5 separate regions of the Homo sapiens genome follow, and all the other regions are linked to region 5. A link is a contact called in ENCODE Hi-C or POLR2A ChIA-PET data. All regions are on one chromosome and are shown on one strand. Each heading gives the region's core, a stretch centred on a gene start or an enhancer-like site at or near the end of the contact. The rest is flanking DNA. Distances are from core to core; before and after follow the strand shown. Region 1 overlaps CDYL2 (chromodomain Y like 2). Region 2 has its middle 7.3 kb from the start of LINC01227. Region 3 holds the start of CDYL2 (chromodomain Y like 2). Region 4 holds the start of CENPN (centromere protein N). Region 5 has its middle 310 kb from the start of MAF.

Region 1 (3,840 bases), core at 170-2,669, 1.4 Mb after region 5:
TCTGGGAAAGGTCTGTTGGCTTCAACCTGAATCCCTGAAGTACCTTTCTTCATTTACAAAACTGGTCACAGACCCCCAACAGCTTCAGCATCCCCAGACCCGGCACCACACCCTAATTCCTTCTCTCAGTGCTGTGTCTTACCCTTGCTGAGCCTCAGCTTCCCCATCTATAAACAAGGTTGATCCCAGGTAACCTTGTTATGTTGCTATGTTGTTAAACTGCTCCATCAGAGAACCACTGAGGAAATTAAATCACATTTAGTAGATCAAATACAAAGAGCTAGGCGTTACCTGCAGTAAGACCTCAAGAAATGTTAGCTACTATTGCTACCATCACCACCACCACCACCGCTGCCACCATTATCATCATCATTCATGAAGACTGGCTGCTTTGTGTGAGGAGTCAGGGTGGAGGAAGGCCCTGGGATCCACCTCAATGGGGAGAGTGGCTTTTCACCGACATTAGGAGGTGAAGTTTTATTATTGTTTTGGAACCCTCAACAGGGAGAGCGGCTTTTCACCGACATTAGGAGGTGAAGTTTTATTATTGTTTTGGAACCCTCAATAAGGAGAGCGGCTTTTCACCGACATTAGGAGGTGAAGTTTTATTATTGTTTTGGAGCCCTCTACAGACACTGTACCCGCTTACTGCTTGCTCCTGGGGAGGATCGCTTCCACTCCCCCACTATACCCTTTTTGGAAGTCCCCTGATGGATAGCCATGAGCAAACAGTGCCTAAGACTTTCCTAAGGACATTGAGGGAGGAAAACGACAGCTGAGCAGGTAGGAAAAGCAATTAGTTGGTTTCTAAACCTTGACAGTGGTCAAGACTCCATCATCCTCTTCTGGGCACCAAAATCAAATCCAGAATTCAGGAGCCAAGCGGGGAGAATCGATTCTCCCCTTGGATCTGCCATAGGTCAAGTTGCTCCTGGTTAAAGAGTCGGATTTCCCATCACAGCCTGGCACTTTCCATGTGCATAGGGCGGTGGCCAAGTTGGACAGGGTCTTAACACCACCACATCAAAGGGTTTTAAGTTAGTTCATTAGCACACCTTCCTTACTTGCCACCCTGTGAAAGACAAAAGATTAAAAAACCCTCAAGTTTTTGTTGTTACTGACTTGGAAAAATCATCTGCTTTTAAAAATTGAAAAGGTTAGTGAAAGTGTGTTGGCCTGGGGGTGGGTACTTGAAGTGGGTCAGGAAGAACAGCTGGGCTCAGGGAAGTGGATACATGGATACCTGTGCTGACAAGAGGCTGCCCCGGGAACACCCTTCCTGACCTCTCAGTGGTTCACCAGATAGTGTGGGGCCACTGCCGATGACAGTCAGAGCCTTCCTGAACCAGTTTCCCTGGGCCTCTTCTGGGACAAGCTCCTCACCCAGAGAAGCAGTGGTGATTCTAAAGGCAATGAACTGGGGTCAAGTTCAGGGCAAGGAATGAGATGTTTCTGAAACAGTCGTAGTTTTGAGGAAGTATCAAGGGAACTATAATAAGCCCAGAAGGTTATTCAGGACTTTCACTACTGCATTCTGAAGTGAGATTGACTTGTAATTTGCATTTCTCCTCCTCTCTTTGTCTGGTTTGGAAATCCAGGTCATACTGACCTCGTCACAGGAGTTGGGAGTATTTTCCCATTTTCCTGTTCTCCATAATCATTTGGATAAGGGAGGGGTTATCTGCTCTAGAATGTGTGGTCAGATGATCTATTCTAGAACGTTTAGATTTGCCTGCAAAACCCTCTGGGCCTTGTGTTCCTCCTTTCTTACTTCTTCTGAGGACTTTTTAACAACCAATTCAATGTATTTTTTTTTTTTTTTTTTTTTTTTTGAGACAGAGTCTCGCTCTGTCGCCCAGGCTGGAGTGCAGTGGCACAATCACAGCTCACTGCAGCCTCCACCTCCTGGGCTCAAGTGATCCTCCCACCTCAGCTCCCTGGAAAGCTGGGACTACAGGCATGTGCCACCACACCTGGCTAATTTTTGTATTTTTTTGGAGAGACAGGGTTTCGCCATGTTGCCCAGGCTGGTCTTGAACTCCTGGGCTCAAGCTATCCACTGCCTCAGCCTCCCAAAGTGCTGGGATTACAGGCATGAGCCACCACTCCTGGCCCAATTTCTTTAATAGTTATTTCTCTCTTCAGGCTTTCTAGCCCTCCTTTAGGCTGTTTTGTTGAGTTGTATTTCTCTATGGAAGTGATGATGTTATCTAGGTTTTCAGATTGAGTGGCATGGAGTTAGTCACAGCGTTTCAGGCTCAGAAGCACCATACCCATCTATCAATAAACAAGGAGGTGTCGGCCAGGCGCAGTGGCGCACGCCTGGAATCCCAGCACTTTGGGAGGCTGAGGCGGGCGGACCACGAGGTCAGGAGATGAGACCATGCTGCCCAACACGGTGAAACCCCGTCTCTAATAAAAATACAAAAAAAATCAGCTGGGCATGGTGGCAGGCGCCTGTAGTCCCAGCTACTCGGGAGGCTGAGGCAGGAGAATGGCGTGAACTCAGGAGGCGGAGCTTGCAGTGAGCCAAGATTGCACCACTGCACTCCAGCCTGGGCGACAGAGCGAGACTCCATCTCAAAAAAATAAAAATAAAAATAAAAATAAATAAATAAATAACCAAAAAAGAGCCCACATTGCCAAGTCAATCCTAAGCCAAAAGAACAAAGCTGGAGGCATCACGCTACCTGACTTCAAACTATACTACAAGGCTACAGTAACCAAAACAGCATGGTACTGGTACCAAAACAGAGATATAGATCAATGGAACAGAACAGAGCCCTCAGAAATAACGTTGCATATCTACAACTATCTGATCTTTGACAAACCTGAGAAAAACAAGAAATGGGGAAAGGATTCCCTATTTAATAAATGGTGCTGGGAAAACTGGCTAGCCATATGTAGAAAGCTGAAACTGGATCCCTTCCTTACACCTTATACAAAAATCAATTCAAGATGGATTAAAGACTTAAACGCTAGACCTAAAACCATAAAAACCCTAGAAGAAAACCTAGGCATTACTATTCAGGACATAGGCACGGGCAAGGCCTTCATGTCTAAAACACCAAAAGCAATGGCAACAAAAGCCAAAATTGACAAATGGGATCTAATTAAACTAAAGAGCTTCTGTACAGCAAAAGAAACTACCATCAGAGTGAACAGGCAACCCACAAAATGGGAGAAAATTTTCGCAACCTACTCATCTGACAAAGGGCTAATATCCAGAATCTACGATGAACTCAAACAAATTTACAAGAGAAAAACAAACAACCCCATCAAAAAGTGGGCGAAGGACATGAACAGACACTTCTCAAAAGAAGACATTTATGCAGCCAAAAGACACATGAAAAAATGCTCACCACCACTGGCCATCAGAGAAATGCAAATCAAAACCACAATGAGATACCATCTCACACCAGTTAGAATGGCAATCATTAAAAAGTCAGGAAACAACAGGTGCTGGAGAGGATGTGGAGAAATAGGAACACTTTTACACTGTTGGTGGGACTGTAAAGTAGTTCAACCATTGTGGAAGTCAGTGTGGCGATTCCTCAGGGATCTAGAACTAGAAATACCATTTGACCTAGCCATCCCATTACTGGGTATATACCCAAAGGACTATAAATCATGCTGCTATAAAGACACATGCACACGTATGTTTATTGCGGCACTATTCACAATAGCAAAGACTTGGAACCAGCCCAAATGTCCAACAATGATAGATTGGATTAAGAAAATGTGGCACATATACACCATGGAATACTATGCAGCCATAAAAAATGATGAGTTCACGTCCTTTGTAGGGACATGGATGAAACTGGAAATCATCATTCTCAG
Region 2 (3,827 bases), core at 1,226-3,725, 1.3 Mb after region 5:
GTGCATCCAGGTCCCCTTCTAAATTTAGAACATTCAGCCAAACCATTTCTCCAGCTCACCGAGCGTCTTTTCCCTTGGCTGGGGAAAGCCAGGGGGCTTCTGAAAGCCAGGGACACAGATGGGAGGTCAGATCCAAACCTGCTTTGCCTCCATTTTTGTTTCCATTGCACTGGGGCCAAGACACTCCAGGCCTTTCTCATGCCTGAGACAGGAGAGTGGGGTATAAAGCAATTTGAAGTCAGAGAGGATGTTCAAATGTTGGCACTGGCTGCTGATTCTAACCAGCCTAAGATCTCAGACTAGCATCTTAAGCTTCCTGTATCTCATTTCCTTCATCTATAAGGTAAGAAAACCTTGGGCAGGTGACTTTTACCCAGGTGAGTCTTCATTTCATCACCTCTTACAACAGGAAAGGAAGGCTTCCCAGGTATCTTCTAGTCCCCAACCCTCAGTTTCCTTATATTTCTTTTTCTTTCTTTCTTTCTTTCTTTCTTTCTTTCTTTCTTTCTTTCTTTCTTTATTCTTTCTTTCATTCTTTCTTTCTTTCTTTCCTTCTTCTTTCTTTCTTTCTTTCTTTCTTCTTTCTTTCTTTCTTCTTTCCTTCTTCCTTCCTTTTCTTTTTTTTTTGAAGGTGTTTCACTCTTGTTGCCCAGACGGGAGTAGTACAATAGCATGATCTCGGCTCACTGTAACCTCCGCCTCCTGGGTTCAAGCGATTCTCCTGCCTCAGCCTCCCGAGTAGCAGGGATTACAGGCATGCACCACCATGCCTGGCTAATTTTGTATTTTTAGTAGAGATGGGGTTTCTCCATGTGGTCAGGGTGGTCTCGAGCTCCCGATCTGAGGTAATTCACCCACCCCAGCTTCCCAAAGTGCTGGGATTACACGCTTGAGCTACCTTGCCTGGCCAATTTCCCTATATTTCACAGGAGAGCAAGACTTACTAGATATCTTCCAGTCCCCAAGCCTCAGTTTCCCTATCTTTCACAGGGAAAAATTACGACTCAGAAAAATTCCAAGAGGGTTAAGTACAATGGCAAGCCAAGAGTGCCTAGCCCAGGGACATATGGTGACACTCAATCCATGTGGGTAGAACCAAGATGGAAACTAGAATCTGCAAGTCTCTATTCTGAGTCTCTCTTTCTCTCCTTCTTTTTTTAATAACTTCAACACACGTATTTAAACATTGCCTATGTGATCCCCAGCCCTATTATTAGTCCAGAGATAAAAACAGGGGTCAGAGCAATTGTAATCAAAAGCCATTTCTCTATCCCCGACCCTGGTGCTATGGTGTGAATTTTTGTGTTCCCCTAAAATTCCTATGTTGAAATGTAACTGCCAAGGTGATGGTATTAGGAGGCGGGGCCTTTACGAGTTGATTAGGTTATGAGGGCAAATCCACCATGAATGGAATCAGTGCCCTTATAAAATAGGCCTGAGAGAGCTCCCTGCTCCTTCCATCATGTGAGGACGCAGTGAGAAGGTGCCATCTGAGAAAGTAGGCTCTCACCAGACATAAAATCTACTGGTGCCTTGATCTTGGACTTCCCAGCCTCTAGAACTGTGAGCAATGGATTTCAGTGGCTTATAGGCTACCCAGTTTATGGTATTTTGTTATAGCGGCCTGGATGAATTAGTACTATCTCCTTCATTAATAATAATAATAATAATAGCTAAAAGCAATTGAGCACTTACTATGTACAGACATTGGGTTAAGACTTTACATAAATTATATAATTAAATCAATTACCAATGGTTTATATATATGTCAGAACCTAGGGTCATTTGATACAACAATAAAAATATAAAATAGCAACAGCAATACAAAAACTTTCCTTCTCTGACTTAATCTTCCCATTATCCCCACTATATGCTACCAGGGGCATCACACATCAGCTCAAGAACAAGCCCCTTTTAGGTATTCCATGGAGCCTGCCATATAGTCCTGCTCACCAGCTCCAGCGCCATCTCTCTGTGGAAGCGTCCATTGCTGTTCCCAAAGCCCCACTGCACTGCACTATGTCCTCTAGCTTGACGCCATCATGGGCTCCAACAACCACCCCTGGTGGGAAAGTACCTATCCCCACTCGGGCTACATCCTGTTTCCCTGGTTAAAAAACACCACGGCTCTGTGCTTGCAGCGCCTCACCAAGTTTTGATATGAAGCAGCTCTTTGGTTCTGTGCTCAGGTTTTACCATAGCTGCCTTGCTCTAGGGGGAGTTCAGTGGGGAAGCGCCTTCCTCAGATATGGACCTCTGTTCTTGCAGCAAGCTTTTGGCCTGGATTCAATCTTCCTTCAGAATGTTTCTTTCCCAGGAGACCCTGAGCAAAGAATCTCCATGAGGCCATCCCATCATCTTCTAGACAGGCCCAGGCATTTCTGACTCCTGCGGTGAACACAATAGTTTGTGCTTCCCAGCTGGGACTCACACTCAGAAGATCAAGCTTCTGGCCAGCCATGTAGCGACTCAAAGCTTGTGGTTGTCTTCTTAGTACTGGGTTGGTTTTGAAATGACTCATCCACAGCGTCTGGCTGCTTTTTGTGAGAAACTTTGTGCATTGTTGAGGCAAATGGTTAGCATGAGGGGTTCATCTCTGCTCATGATGATTGTTCAATACATGCTCAATGATTTAGACTAAATTTCACTCATGCATTCATCAAATATGTATGAGCTTCTGCTCTGTACACCCTACAATGGCCCTAGGATGGCATTTGGAGACACTGATGTGCAAAACATAGTCGCATAGCTGAAAGGGTCAGATATTCATTTATTCAAAAAATGGGCACAAAAATGTACAAAATGCAAAAAATATCTTCCCTTGTGGAACTTGCATTTGAGCATGAATAAGTACATGCAATGAAGTACCAAGTGGAGCTGCTATCAGAGAACTCTGGAAGAATACAACAGGGTGAAGAAGAGGAATGATTAATTCTATGTGGAGAGGGGAGGAGGATCAGGGAAGGCTCCTGGCGGTGGGGGAGAGGGGTGATCCCTGAGTGAAGTCTTGATAGAATAATAGGTATTAATAGGTTTTGAAGACAAGGACACAGTGTAAACAAAGGAATGGGACTGCTGGCTGGTAGGGGAAACCAAGAGTAGATTGTAGAAGTTGGAACATTGAGTACAGGGAGAAGAAGGAGTGGCATCATGAGAAGAGATGAGGTCTATGAAGACCTCAAAATGAGAACTTCTAGTCCGTGGTTCCCTAGGAAACTGAGCCCGAGGGTAAAGCTTTCCAGGGAGTGCAATCCCTGGGAAGTAGAAATGAGGGAAAGGGGGAGTAAGTAAGGGAGGCACTGGGAGCAAATAGAAGGATGTCATTACCCAACTGGTCATGACTTGGTGACAAGATGATCTCTTTGGCTTTACCAGGCATCTTTGCAGAGAACGTGAGAAAGATTGCATCTCTGAAACATCCATCTAAGCGAGGGAAGACAGGGGACTTTACACAAGGCTTCCATAAGGCATTGGTCAACATTTGCCCCATAGGTGATTAACTCCTGCACTTCTGATGTGTAAGCACTGGGCATGTGGGAACACCAGGTGGATCATGTAGTGTCTTGCACCTGGAGGAAGCCCCTGGGCAGGAGAAAAGAGGGCCATGCAGGCTCATGGCCGGAGAGACCCTAACAGTAACTGGGATTTGGAGCAACAGTAGAGGCATGCTCCTCCCTTTGTAATTCAGGCCCAGCTGACGAGCATTAACATCAACACAGACCTTAAGACTGACAGAAAAGACTCTTTAAGTCTGATAAGAAACATGTATATCTATTCTCTCTGAAGCCTACTACCTGGCTTCCCCACCTGCTGCCTCAACAACCTGG
Region 3 (4,086 bases), core at 448-2,947, 1.5 Mb after region 5:
TCTACCCCTTCTGGGTGCTTATCTCAATGGAGCCCCAAAGCCTTAAGAACCAGATGGCGTTAACCAATTTATGTTCCGGGAAGTGCAGGTCCAGGCTAACCCATGCGGCTGGTTTCACGGAGGCCCAGAAGGCCCTCTGGTTGAAGATGGCTGGTCTCTTAACTTCTTTATCCTGAACCTGGTCTTGGCGGCCAACACCTCTGAGGCCATTCCCTCTGGGGAGTGGTGGCTGGCTGTTCCTTGTGTTGTCCACTTGTGGAAAACCCAAAGCAGTAACAGTTGTGTTCCTAAGCCCTTGCTCCCCAAAGACCATGGGTGTTCCTCCATTGTTTGAAAGATGCCAGACTAATGTCTTCCTTCGCCACTTTTGGGAAGACATGAGAGTATCCAACGCTGGCCACTACTCATTAGGACCTGGAGCCAGGTATCCACTGAGGGTGACGAGAGTACTGGGCGCTGGGCTGGCATCTGTGTCCTATGTCCCCAACACCTCAGACTTCCACGTTCTCCTCCCACCCAGGGCCCTCCGCAGCGCCCCCTTTCGCCCCCAGGGAGCACGACACCCGCAAGGGCCACCCCCACGCCCGAGCCCGGAGGGCGTCCGAGCTGGTGCGGGGGCAGCAGGTGGGGGGTGAGGGAGGTGGCCCGGGGACCCCGGGGAGCGGTTTGGCGGTTGTCCCCCCGAACCCCCACCCAGCCTCCCCCTTCGCAGCCCCCCGGGACCCCGCCTCGCCCCGGCCAGGCTCCGCTCCGATCGCCCGCCCCCCTCCTCCCCCGCGCCCCCGGCCCAGCCGGGCCGCGCAACCCCCGCCCCACACCCCCGCCGGCCGCGGCGCGCCCCCCCGCATTCCCAGCACGTCCGGCGCCGACTTTTACCTGTACTTTCTGTACTCGAGGCGGCTCGTCGGGCGAGAAACACCTCCCCGGGACCGCTACCTCCCCCGCCCCGGCTCCGCCCGGCTTCCTCCTTCCCCTCCAAGGCCGCAAAGTAGATGGAGTAAGAGAGTGTGTGTGCGAGAGAAAGAGAAAGAGGGAGCGGGCGCGGGCGCCGCGGGAGGCGGCGGGCGGCGGGCGGCGGGCGGGAGGCGCGCCCGGCCCCCGCCACCCTCCGGCCGCCGCCGCCGCCGCCGCGGGCTCGGCAACTCCGGATTGCGCCCGGCCCCGGCCCCGGCCCGGTCCCCGCCGCCCGCCGCCGCCGCCCGCCGCCGCCCGCTGACTGGGGCCGGCCCGCGCCCCCGCGTCCCCGTACCTCGTAAAGGTCCCCAGAAGCCATGCCAGGCTGCGGAACTTGGCTCGCCGGTGTGCGCGTCTGCTCGCTCGCGCCCTCCGTGCGTGTGCGCGCGGGGTCCGGTGTGCGCGTGTGTGTGCGCGCGTGTGTGTGCGAGTGTGTGTGGTGTGTTGAGTAAACTGTGTTTTTGCAGAATGACAGGCTTGGGGGCTGCCTATGCGCAGAATCAGAGCGGGCGGCGGCGGGGCTGGCGTAACCGGCAGCAGCGGCGGCGGCGGCGGCGGCGGCACGAGCGCGGGCAGCAGCGACGGCCGCGCAGCGCGCCCGGGAGGCACGGACGCGGCCCGAGCGCCGCGGCCCCCGCGACCCGGCGACCCGGCGGCGGTGGCTGCAGCCGGCAACGGCTCGCCCCGGCGCCGCCTGCAGGAAGCCGCCCGGCGCCCGCCGCCGGCCCGGACGCTGCTGCCACTGGGCGAGTCCCCGCCCCCCGGGAGCCCGGCCCGGCCCCCGGGGCGGGGAGGCGGGGGCTGCTGCCCGGCCGCGCCCCGGGGGACCGGTCCCAGAGTCGACTAGCGCTCGGGCCCGCCCCGCCACCCCGGGCCGGCTTCGGGAGCAGCTGGCGGGGCCCCCGGGGGGCGGCGGGCCAGGTGCCCGCCGGGTGCGCCCGATCTGGGGCCGCGAAGGGGCGGCCGGGGAGCCAGGTAGAGGGCTGCGGCTGCAGACCTCAGGGAAGGGGCCCCAGCCGAGCCCCGCCGGCCCGGGGTCCCCACCTACCTCCTCCACCCTCGAGGGGAGTGGACGCCGCCTGGGAGACCTGGCCCCTCGGGGCTGCGCGGCCCCTCCCTCCAGGCTGGGTTGTAAGATGTGGAGGCCACAGGGAGGAAGGATGAAATGGCCCATCCAGAGGCACCATGGGGATCCAGGACAGGCGTGGCCACCCCATAAACCCTGGAAAGTCTTTAGAGCCAGGGGTGGCCTTCCCTCAACAACCCCTCTCCCCGAATTTATTCACTCATCCCTTACTCAAACATTTACCAAAGTCAACCCAAGTGCACAGTGTCCCTGGACAGGCAAAACTGGGACCCTGCCCAGAGACAGTTTGAATCCGCAAGTGAGGAGTGTAATGGAGCACTCAGTTGTTCTAAAAGGTCATCCTGCGTGTGACAGGCTGCGGAGCTGGAGGAGCTAGAGAAGCTCTCCAAAACCCAAATCCGTTCCTAAGCCATCTCTCATGGATAAATGGTCACCCCTCTGCTTAAAGGGTTCTCCTTATAAATATTTATGTATATAGTTACTTCAGAACCTGCAAGGTCAGACTTCTGAAATTGGAGGGAAGATCTTCATCCCCACCCATGAAATGCCTGCCTGGCTCCAGATGTGATGTATCATTAACTCACATGCTCCCTGGATCATTTTCTACTTGGGAGGCTGTGGGCAGGTCACCGAACCCTGATGGGAGATGGTGATAGTCACCTAAGTGATTTAAATAGAATTAAGGAGAGGATCTACGTATACATGAAGTGACCTGTCCATCCCAGCAGAACTCAATAAAGGTGATTTGTATCTGAGTCTCAACCTGGACTGCCCTCATGGAGAGTGAGATGGCAGAGGGGCTCGATAAATTGTTTAATCCTGAGGTTGTCAAACTTTGAAAAGTCACCAAATTTTTTAATCCAAAAAAAAAAAAAAAAAAAAAAAACTCCATGGAACCTGAAGCATGTCTGGCTCATTCCAGGACACATGGATTTGCATTTGCTGTTCCCCCTGCCTAGAATGTCCTTCCACATTGAATCCATCTGGAACATTCTTGTTCTTCGTATAGGGGCTTGTTTATCTTTGTATCGCAAGCATCTTCCACTGTTCCTGAGAGAGAGTAGGTACACAGTGATTGTTTTTCGAACTATGCCAATATAACAAATTTTATACCAATTTCTAGTTAAAATCCCGCATGAAGATAAGGAAAAAATGGTGAGGATAAGGAATTAATAAATCAGAAAGCATATTTGGCTTAGAAACTGTTGAAATTGTTATAGAACTTCTCTCTTCATATTGATATTTTCCCGGTGGTCATGGTTTTAAATAATAACAGTAATAATAAGCAGTTCTCTATCTGTAGGTAGCTAAACAAATTTTAATGAGTCTTAATTTGTACTCACGAATAAATGCACCACCATAGCATGAGGATGTAATTTGGAAGAAGACAAGAAGGAAACTGGGCTTGGAAATAATATACTAAGCCAAATTTGAATATATAATCAGTAGTTTTACAAAAACACCAAAAGCTTGACTTGTACTGGCCAAGTACTCCCTGAGAATGTGAGTGCAGTTTGAAAAACCCTAGTCTAGACAACAGTTGTTTACAGAGTTCACAGAAGAGGATACTTAGTGTGGATGACCATGCTCAGGAAATGTTTTAGGACTGAAATGGATCTTGAAGACTCATAGAAAAGGAAGGACAGTGTTTTCCGTGAGGAGAAGAAGTCAGAGTAGATGGTAAGCAATTCTGCTATGGGAAGGGTATGAGAAGATTGGAGGACTGGTTTATGGAGGTCACAGGACCCTGGATGGTGAATGTGGGTCAGTTCGGAGATAGTCTTGAAAGCCAAGCTAAGAAGTTTGCTATTTAGTAGGTCAACAGTGGAGAAACTGATGAAGACTTTTGAATCAATCAAAAGCATGTGACTATCAAAAGTGCACTGTAGAAAACAAATTCTAGAAGAAATATGGGAAATCAACTGCAGGGTTTGAGGTTAGGGGCAGGGAGACCAATTGCAATGGTCCCTGGTGTTAGCAGTGGAAATGAAGAAGAAAAATGGGATTTGCGAGATGTTCAGAAGGAAGAACCAGGCTAACTTTCA
Region 4 (3,768 bases), core at 647-3,146, 1.7 Mb after region 5:
ACGAGAATCACTAGAACTCGGGAGGTGGAGGTTGCAGTGAGCCGAGATCGCGCCACTGCACTCCAGCCTGGGCGACAAAACAAGACGCCGTCTCAAAATAAAATTTAAATATATATATATATAAATAAATAACATAAAACATTTTTAAGGCCTACATTTCGGCCCTGGTATTAAAGAATTATTTTTCAACTTTTCAAGCTATGAGCCATACTGCAGCAGAGGTCGCAGACACGGTCGGGGACGGCCTCCCCTGCCCACTTCCACTTATCACAGGACCAGTTCTAAACCGATACCACTAAGAAAGCGACTGGCGCTGGCACTGTAGACCCCATGCCAGGCTGCTTCTGGGAGGGACCCGGGGGTGCTGCCTAGGGAGAAGGGCTTAACTACTCTGACTTCCACCGAAGAGTTTCTCAGAGAATGCGCCCTCGCAGCTTTCCCTGAATAAACATTACCAGGACTTACAAGGTGCCTAGCACTCTGCCAGAATCATGTGAATTTCAGAGGAAAATACTCGTTCACACATCTCAAGGAACGCACAGGCTCGTGAGGGAGCATTCTTGCCAATGCACATGGTAAATGCCCAATCGATGTTCGCGGAATGTCAGAAACTGACAACTAGTTCAGGCCTCAACGCAGTAGGAAAAGGATGAAAAAGAAACTCATTTTAAATCAACTAAACAAGTGCAAAAGCCATACATATAAAGGAGAGGAGATACGAATGGCATCACAACATAATTCCTTTGCCATCGAAAACTTCCATGCCTTTGAGGTTTTAAATGAAGACTTCCAAAACTGATTTACTTAAGACTCTACGTAAAACGCCTGATCTTTAAACGCAAGAAAAGCAAGATGAATGTATTACTTTCCTGGAAAAAAAAAGCATTAAAGGAGAAAAAAGAGTAAAGTGTACTGATGGGGCTCTTGGTGGGTTCTCACATCACAGGGCACTGCAGCTGAGACTTGCTTGAACGGCCCCCGTTTTCTACCCGCAAATTCTCAATTGCTAGATAAACAACAATAACAACACTTTATTGGGCGCTCATCGTGTCAAACCCTGTGTTGAGGGCTCCATTCCTCAAGGTCCATTTTACCGGCGAGGAAGCCCCGGCTCCGGGAGGGGAGGAGCGCGCCCAAGGTCACCAGCCAGTTGAGTGAGTGGCGGGCGGATCCCAACCCCGAGCGACGCCCACGGCCTGTCTCGGCCACCAGCGTGTTCCAGCGAGCGCCCAGCCACCTCGCTCGCAGCCTCCCCAGCGCAGCAGCCCGGCTGTGGGCCTGCGGCAGCCGGGTCTTCCTGGTCCCCACCTCCTGGGGCCGACGGGCGGCAGGAAGGGGCTCGGCGGGACGCGCCATCAGGGACCTGAGGAGGAACAACGGAACGCGTTCGGAACGGCCTGGACTCCCGAGACTCACCCGACTCGTGGCCACACCGGGAGAACTGAAGCGGCAGTAGCCGGCGGAGACGCCCGACCCGAAGGCCGGCTGCTAGGGAGCAGACAGCTGAACCGCTTGCCAGACGCCGAAACCCAGTGACGCCCTCCACCGCTCCACCGTGCTCCCGGCTCCTCGCCCCCGCCGCCCGCGGGCCCCAAGGCGCATGCGCCGCCTGTCCTGGAGGGGCCCATTTCCGTCCGTCGTGGGGGGAGGCACAGTGAGTCCACTGGGGCACGGCAGCGTCTAAGCCACAAGCCGAGCACATAAGCCAGGTCCTAACGGAGCCTATGTGTAAGTCCACTACTGGTGCAAGGTTGCACACTTCTAAGAAGAGCGGCGTGGGGGGCTCGGCGACCTTCGCTTCAGTCGCTCCCCCGTGCAGTCCCCTGTGCCCAAGACACAGCCTGATGCTTGTGCTCCGGTGGGCGGAGCTTGGAGGCGGCGGGAACTGCAATTGGTGGCTTTGAAGGCGCGGCGAGCGGGAACAGCTCTTGAGGAGTGAGACTGCAGGAGATGTGGGCCGGTAAGAGAGCCCCGGGCGGCACTGGATCGGGCCCCGGAGGGTGTGGGGCCTTGAGGAAGCCAGATCCCAGGCCTCGGGGGTGGCTTTTTCGCAATTGTCGCACGTTGTGAGGCGCAGGATTGGCGCTGGGTCTCGGGCTCGGGGCGAGGAACTACGGTTCGGGCCGAGGTGAGGGGGCGGTGGCGCTGTGCCGGCTGTGACGTCACCTCGCCCGCGGTGGGGCGGGTGGAGCCTTTCGTAGGCTCGCGACTGCGTCAGGGGAGGGCCGTGTGGTCATGTGACCAGGGGCTCCGCTCTACGATCCTGGGGTTGCTTCCTTTCCCAGAGTTGGGGTTTTGCTTTTCTGTCACCTCGGCTTCCGTCGTTTTTTGTCCCTGTACCCTCTTGCGTTGCTCCTCGCATTGCCTGTTGGAGCGCAGCAGAGGTGTGTGGCTACGGGAACGTTACTTAAAATGGATCTTTTTGATCATGCGTTCCACAGATCTTGAGCATCTACTGTATGTCAGACACTAAAACGCTAGGAAGTATAAAGAAAGTTTTAAAATGGGGCCAGGCGCGGTAGTTTACGCCTGTAATCCCAACACTTTGGGAGACCGACGTGGGCGGATCACCTTAGGTCAGGAGTTCGAGACCAGCCTGGCCAACATGGTGAAACCCCGTCTCTACTAAAAATACAAAAATTAACCGGACGTGGTATCGGGTGCCTGTAATCCCAGCTATTTGGGAGGCTGAGGCAGGAGAAGCGCATGAACCCGGGAGGCGGAGGTTGCAGTGACCCGAGATCGCGCCACTGCACTGCACCCTGGGCGACAAAGCGAGACTGTGTCTCCGAAACAACAAAAAAAGGAAAGTTTAAAAATGGTCACGGGGTAAACGTTTACTAAAGGGATTTCCGTCTTAATTGGTGAGACTGAGGGCGCTCTACCAAATTTCTTTAGACTGGCGTTCTGCAAACTTTACCCGGAATAAATCATCTGACGTACTTTTTAAAAGATGCTAAATCTCAAGCCCTCCGTGCGCCCTCCTCACAGTTTAATTTGATAGGGCCCAGGAATCTTCATTTTAACGGGTAGCCTCGTCTGTGGGTTTTTTTGTTTGTTTTTTGTTTTTTTGAGACGGAGTCTTGCTTTGTCGCCCATGTTGGAGGGCAGTGGCACGTTCTCGGCTCACTGCAACCTCCTCCTCCCGGATTCAGGCTGTTCTCTTGCCTCAGCCTCCCGAGTAGCTGGGACTAGAGGTGTGCGTCACGACACCCGGCTAATTTTTGTATTTCTAGTAGAGACGGAGTTTCACCATGTTGGCCTGGGTGGTCTTGAACGACTGACCTCAAGTGATACACCACGCCCGGCGCGCTCCCGGCCCCTCGCCCGTGTTCTTAATGGGAGAGGTGTTGATTTGATGTTTCACTGACTGTTGAACCCCAAACCACCCAGGTTGTCTCCTCAGGCATTCATTCCACAAGTATTTATCAAAGACACATTAGACTGTTCTTGGCCTGATTAGACTTACTGACTATAGTGAGGCAGTTCTGGTCTAGGAGTATAGCTGTGAATAAAAACATCGTCCTGCCCTGGAGCTCAATTTTAGAAACAAGAAAAGTTAAAAAGATAATTTCAGATAGTTCTGTAAAGACAATTAGCAGTGGATGGCCTGGTGCAGAGGCTCACGCCTGTAATCCCAGTACTTTGGGAGGCCGAGGCGGGAGGATCACTTGAGCTTGGGAGTTCAAGACCAGCCTGACCAACATGGTGAAACCCCATCTTTACTAAAAGTAGAAAAATTAGTTGGGTGTCATGGTGCACACCTGT
Region 5 (3,942 bases), core at 495-2,994:
CAAGCTCCTGACTCCTCTCTAGAACCGCTGACTCTGAATTTCTGGGAGTGGGACTCTGGATGTTGCTTTTATAGGAAGTTTACCATGGTGATTCTGGTGGCCTCCAGGGGTGGGGAATCCATTACTCAGAAACCACCCTGAAATCCTGAAAGTGTGCTGCTCAGGAGCTGGATTCCGCAAGGCCAGAGGGCACCGCAGGACTCACCACCAAATGAGGGCACTGACGTCCTGCAGGAAGGCGGGAGGTGACTTCCCCAACGTGACCAGCGCACACTGAGGTCTGCACTGCCATTCTTTCCAGGAGCAATTCTGGTGCTCACAGAAGGGACCACTGTTCCTAAGGGCAGTGTGGCAAATTATTCCCACTGCACAACTGGCTGAGCCAAAGGGGCACCATCTCTGCCCCCATATTTAGGGACGATGACTCAGTACAGTTTGGGTTCTACAGCACGACAGTGTGTGTTTAAACCCTGGCCCTACCTCCCACTGGCTACTTCAGTTTACAGAGGAAATGATAACAGTTCCTACCTAATAAGTTTATTGAGAGATCAAATAAGATCAATATTGATAGGCATCTGGGTGATATGGGCCAACTAGTCAGCCCTTAATAAGCAGTAGCTAGCTGGTTTTTCTTTTAAAATACTTTTAAAATACTTTTTAAATACTTTTTTGTTTAAAAACCGTTTAGAATTTACAGCATTCCAAAGACTCTCCCCAGAAAGTCTATCTAGGTGAACAGGCAAGTTTGGTTTGGAAAATGAGGTGATGATGCAAAGTGAAGCCTACAGAAACTATGGAACCTTCTTAGAAAAGTCCTCTGTACTATCCTCTGCTAGAGAAGGAAGCTGAGGTCACCTGATATTGAAAAGTTGGCCCCACCATCAAGTAGCAGATAGTTTCATAGCATAAATTCACTGCCAACTACTTAGTGGGTTCTTGATACATTTGGCAGTATGCTGTTTCTCATCTTCACTCACACATTTATTTGCCACACCATTATCCTTGCATGCACACGTGTATATGTGCATGCACACTTGAACAATAATACTTCTTTCACTCACTTTTTTCAGCATAGGCAAAGACACATCTATTGAAATATCTATCCAGGCATACATACTGGTGCCTCACATAGATACAGAACTTGCTCAGAGCTACCCACAGACATTCCCACGCATCTTTAACAGGTGAAACAACCCAGACAGAGGCAAATGCCCACACGTCCACCCGTTCTCACATGGCCGTATCCACAGGCTCCCACACAACCCAGGACACAGCTTTGTGTGCCTCTGCACAAACACCCTCGTAGAGACACAACTGCACAAATGCACTCAACATGCCTCTTCCCCGCCTCCTCCCACACAAACGTATCGACGAGTTCTTGGAGTATGGCACAGACCTGACTCTCTGGCAAAAAACCAAAAAACAAACAGACAAAAAAACCCTTTGGAAACCCATTAAAAACCGAAGCCAGAAGTGAGCGTCCCCTTCGCGTTATGTCAGCAGGCTGCTGACTGTGGGAGCAGGGAGCATGAACACAAACGAACATTCCAGAATCAGCTTTGTTGTCCTCCACGTACTCTGCCTTCCTTTTTTTTTTTTTTTTTTCCTTCAGCAACAACAGAAATCTGTGAAATGACTGAGGGTGGTTAATTAAGCATTGCAGCCCATATTCCACTGCAGTTTCAATTGGATATGGTGTTCTCTTTCACTTCCTGTTATGCAGGATTGCGGCAGGCTGTTAGACACCTGCCACGCTCCCAGCCCAGCTGCTGTTCAGCTAGGGGCAGAGAGGAAGCACTCCCGGGCCCTCGGCCTTGAGAGGGTCTCATTCTGCAAACCAGCCCCTTCCCGGTGAGGCGGGGGCTGGCGGGGGAGGCACAGCTGATGTGAGTCCACACTGGAAGCTTGAGGACCAGCAGCTGGCGGTAAAGACCTTAGTCCATTGTGAGGGTTGTGGCAGGAGGCCAAGTGTTTTCCCCCAAACCCCCAAACCCTGAGTCCTGCCATGACCCACGTGTAATTAAAGCTGGAGTGTCTACGCAGGCCGGAAATCAGATGTTATTTTTTGGTTTGCCTGGATCCCTTAGCGTCAGGAATCAGACTGCATGCAGAAACATCCACTTGTTTGTTGAGCCATTTATTTGCTCATTCATTCATCCACTCATTCTTTCATTCACTCATTCATTTATTCACTCATTCATTCATTCACTCATTCTTTCATTCACTCATTCATTTATTCACCCATTCATTCACTCACTCATTCTTTCATTCACTCACTCATTCATTTATTCATCACCTTGGGAGAACCTCCTATGGGTTAGCTTCTCTGTGTTAGGCAGTCACCAAACAGACAAGGCACATTTTAATTTTAATAAAGCTAGCTAACCCTCCTCATCGTAGCTCCGATTTATTGAGAACCCATTATGTGCCAAACAACATGTGCCATACCAGTGAGCTCCAGCACCCTTTATTTAACAAAACTACTCCCAGTTCCTTGGGGATATTTTTCACTGCTTGTAATTACTCTGTTTTTATCAGAAAACAGAGAGGAAGGCATTGGAGGGAGGGCAGAGGGAGGGTGAAGGGGAAGCAGGGGAGGAGTGGACTCCAGGCTTCTTCAAGGAGATGATGACAGTGATGGATTAATGATGCTCACAAGTTCTTTGATGCTTCTGCCATCAAGAGGTGGGGTGTGTATCTCCTCCCCTTGAGCCTGGGCTGACCTGCTTTGACTAATAGTGTACAGTGAAAGTCACACCATCGCCATTTCTGATATTTCAAGGCAGTTTCTATTTCCTTTCTCTTGGAGATCTGAGTTGCTACATCCTAAGCCGGTTACATAAGAATCCCGAGGCTGCCATGCTGTGAGGAGGTCCAAGCTGCTACGTGGGGAGGCCATGTGGACAGAGAGTGAGCTGCCTATTCAGCCCCCAGCCCTTGGGAGTCATCACAGTTTAGCTCCATACATCACTGAACAAAGCAAAGTCACCTCTGCTGAGCCCTGTGTGAATTCCTGACACGTGAAATTTTGAGATACAGTAATAATCAATTATTTTAAACCATTAAGTTTTGGGAAGGTGTTGTTATATAGAAATAGATAATAAGCTTATTGACTGAGTAGTGGAATCTTACAGGTGAGTGAATTAGGTAAACATGAGGAAAGGAAGGACATTCCAGGTGGAAGAGAATAAGCAGTGTGTTGTTTGTTTGTTTTTTGAGATAGGGTCTCGCTGTGTCACCCAGGCTGGAGTATAGTGGTGCCATCTCAGCTCACTGCAACCTCCTCCTCCCAGGTTCAAGCAATTCTCCTGCCTCAGCCTCCTGAGTAGCTGGGATCACAGGCACGCACCACCATGCCCAGCTAATTTTTCTATTTTTAGTAGAGATGGGGTTTCACCATGTTGGCCAGGCTGGTCTTAAACTCCTAACCTCAGGTGATCCACCCGCCTCGGCCTCCCAAAGTGTTGGGATTACAGGCGTAAGCCACTGCACCCAGCCTGTTTGTTTGTTAAAGGAGACAGAGAAGCAAAGATACCTGCTGAGATCTCTAAGTGGTTTGGTCTTAGTGAAGTATGAGGCCATGCAAGGACTTGTATTCCAAGCTAAGAAAATGTCACTCGATTCTCAAGATTGTGGAGAAACACTGTAGGGATTTCAAGCAGGGAGTGGCACGGTGTGACTGGTGTTTCAAAAGTGCTCTGGCAGCAGAGTGGCGGGAGCCCACAAAGGAGGTGATGGAAGACTGGGGCAGGCAAGAGCAGTGTTTCTGGGATGGCGGGAGGTAGAGAGGAGATGGGGGAAATCATTATGAGGTTAAATTGGTGGGTCTCAGGGAAGGCCTGGAGTGGCAGTGGGGAGAAGATGGAATTGTGAAGGGGGACACCTAGATGTCTCACCTGGGGGACTGTTTGGCTACCCACCGTGAGAGAAGGCAGAGGAAGC

What was found. Hi-C counts contacts between places; a loop is a spot of excess contacts on that map. ChIA-PET counts read pairs that join two places held with the same protein, here RNA polymerase II (POLR2A). Pooled maps may share reads with other maps.
Region 1: a loop to region 5 is called in a pooled map, with 6 times the contacts of the local background. The contact joins two enhancer-like sites. A Hi-C loop is called at or near these places in 1 of 37 single-sample maps with no recorded cell type and 2 of 50 pooled maps. POLR2A ChIA-PET finds 5 or more read pairs at or near these places in 1 of 52 experiments (activated CD8-positive, alpha-beta memory T cell).
Region 2: a pooled map shows a loop between it and region 5 (13-fold over the local background). The contact joins two enhancer-like sites. A Hi-C loop is called at or near these places in 1 of 168 maps with a recorded cell type or tissue (naive thymus-derived CD4-positive, alpha-beta T cell), 3 of 37 single-sample maps with no recorded cell type and 10 of 50 pooled maps.
Region 3: a map with no recorded cell type shows a loop between it and region 5 (2.6-fold over the local background). The contact joins the promoter of CDYL2 here to the enhancer-like site in region 5. A Hi-C loop is called at or near these places in 1 of 37 single-sample maps with no recorded cell type and 2 of 50 pooled maps. POLR2A ChIA-PET finds 5 or more read pairs at or near these places in 2 of 52 experiments (activated T-cell and activated naive CD4-positive, alpha-beta T cell).
Region 4: a map of CD4-positive, alpha-beta memory T cell shows a loop between it and region 5 (6-fold over the local background). The contact joins the promoter of CENPN here to the enhancer-like site in region 5. A Hi-C loop is called at or near these places in 2 of 168 maps with a recorded cell type or tissue (CD4-positive, alpha-beta memory T cell and naive thymus-derived CD4-positive, alpha-beta T cell), 2 of 37 single-sample maps with no recorded cell type and 8 of 50 pooled maps.

The regions. Positions count from the first base shown.
Region 1 is chr16:80,675,157-80,678,996 of GRCh38, forward strand. All of the region lies in intron 2 of CDYL2 (chromodomain Y like 2), which reads right to left. Among named protein-coding and RNA genes, the nearest start is that of LINC01227, 100 kb to the left of the region's middle. Within about 2 kb of position 1,420, at least 3 of the 41 ENCODE cell types and tissues checked have a DNase peak (open chromatin) inside an H3K27ac peak, as active enhancers do.
Region 2 is chr16:80,578,181-80,582,007 of GRCh38, forward strand. No RefSeq gene overlaps it. Among named protein-coding and RNA genes, the nearest start is that of LINC01227, 7.3 kb to the left of the region's middle. RefSeq lists an enhancer at 1,997-2,486. Within about 2 kb of position 2,476, at least 3 of the 41 ENCODE cell types and tissues checked have a DNase peak (open chromatin) inside an H3K27ac peak, as active enhancers do.
Region 3 is chr16:80,802,901-80,806,986 of GRCh38, forward strand. CDYL2 (chromodomain Y like 2) reads right to left here and starts at 1,698. Exons shown (of 7, transcript NM_152342.4): 1 at 1,250-1,698. The coding sequence starts at 1,273. RefSeq lists silencers at 479-628, 909-978, 1,589-1,898, 1,919-1,978.
Region 4 is chr16:81,005,318-81,009,085 of GRCh38, forward strand. It overlaps CENPN (centromere protein N), which reads left to right and starts at 1,897. Exons shown (of 11, transcript NM_001100624.3): 1 at 1,897-1,960. It overlaps CMC2 (C-X9-C motif containing 2), which reads right to left and starts at 1,568. Exons shown (of 4, transcript NM_020188.5): 1 at 1,417-1,568. RefSeq lists a silencer at 1,306-1,675 and enhancers at 1,846-1,955, 2,266-2,405.
Region 5 is chr16:79,285,532-79,289,473 of GRCh38, forward strand. It overlaps a transcript of MAF not described here. Among named protein-coding and RNA genes, the nearest start is that of MAF, 310 kb to the right of the region's middle. RefSeq lists an enhancer at 1,857-2,357. Within about 2 kb of position 1,745, at least 12 of the 41 ENCODE cell types and tissues checked have a DNase peak (open chromatin) inside an H3K27ac peak, as active enhancers do.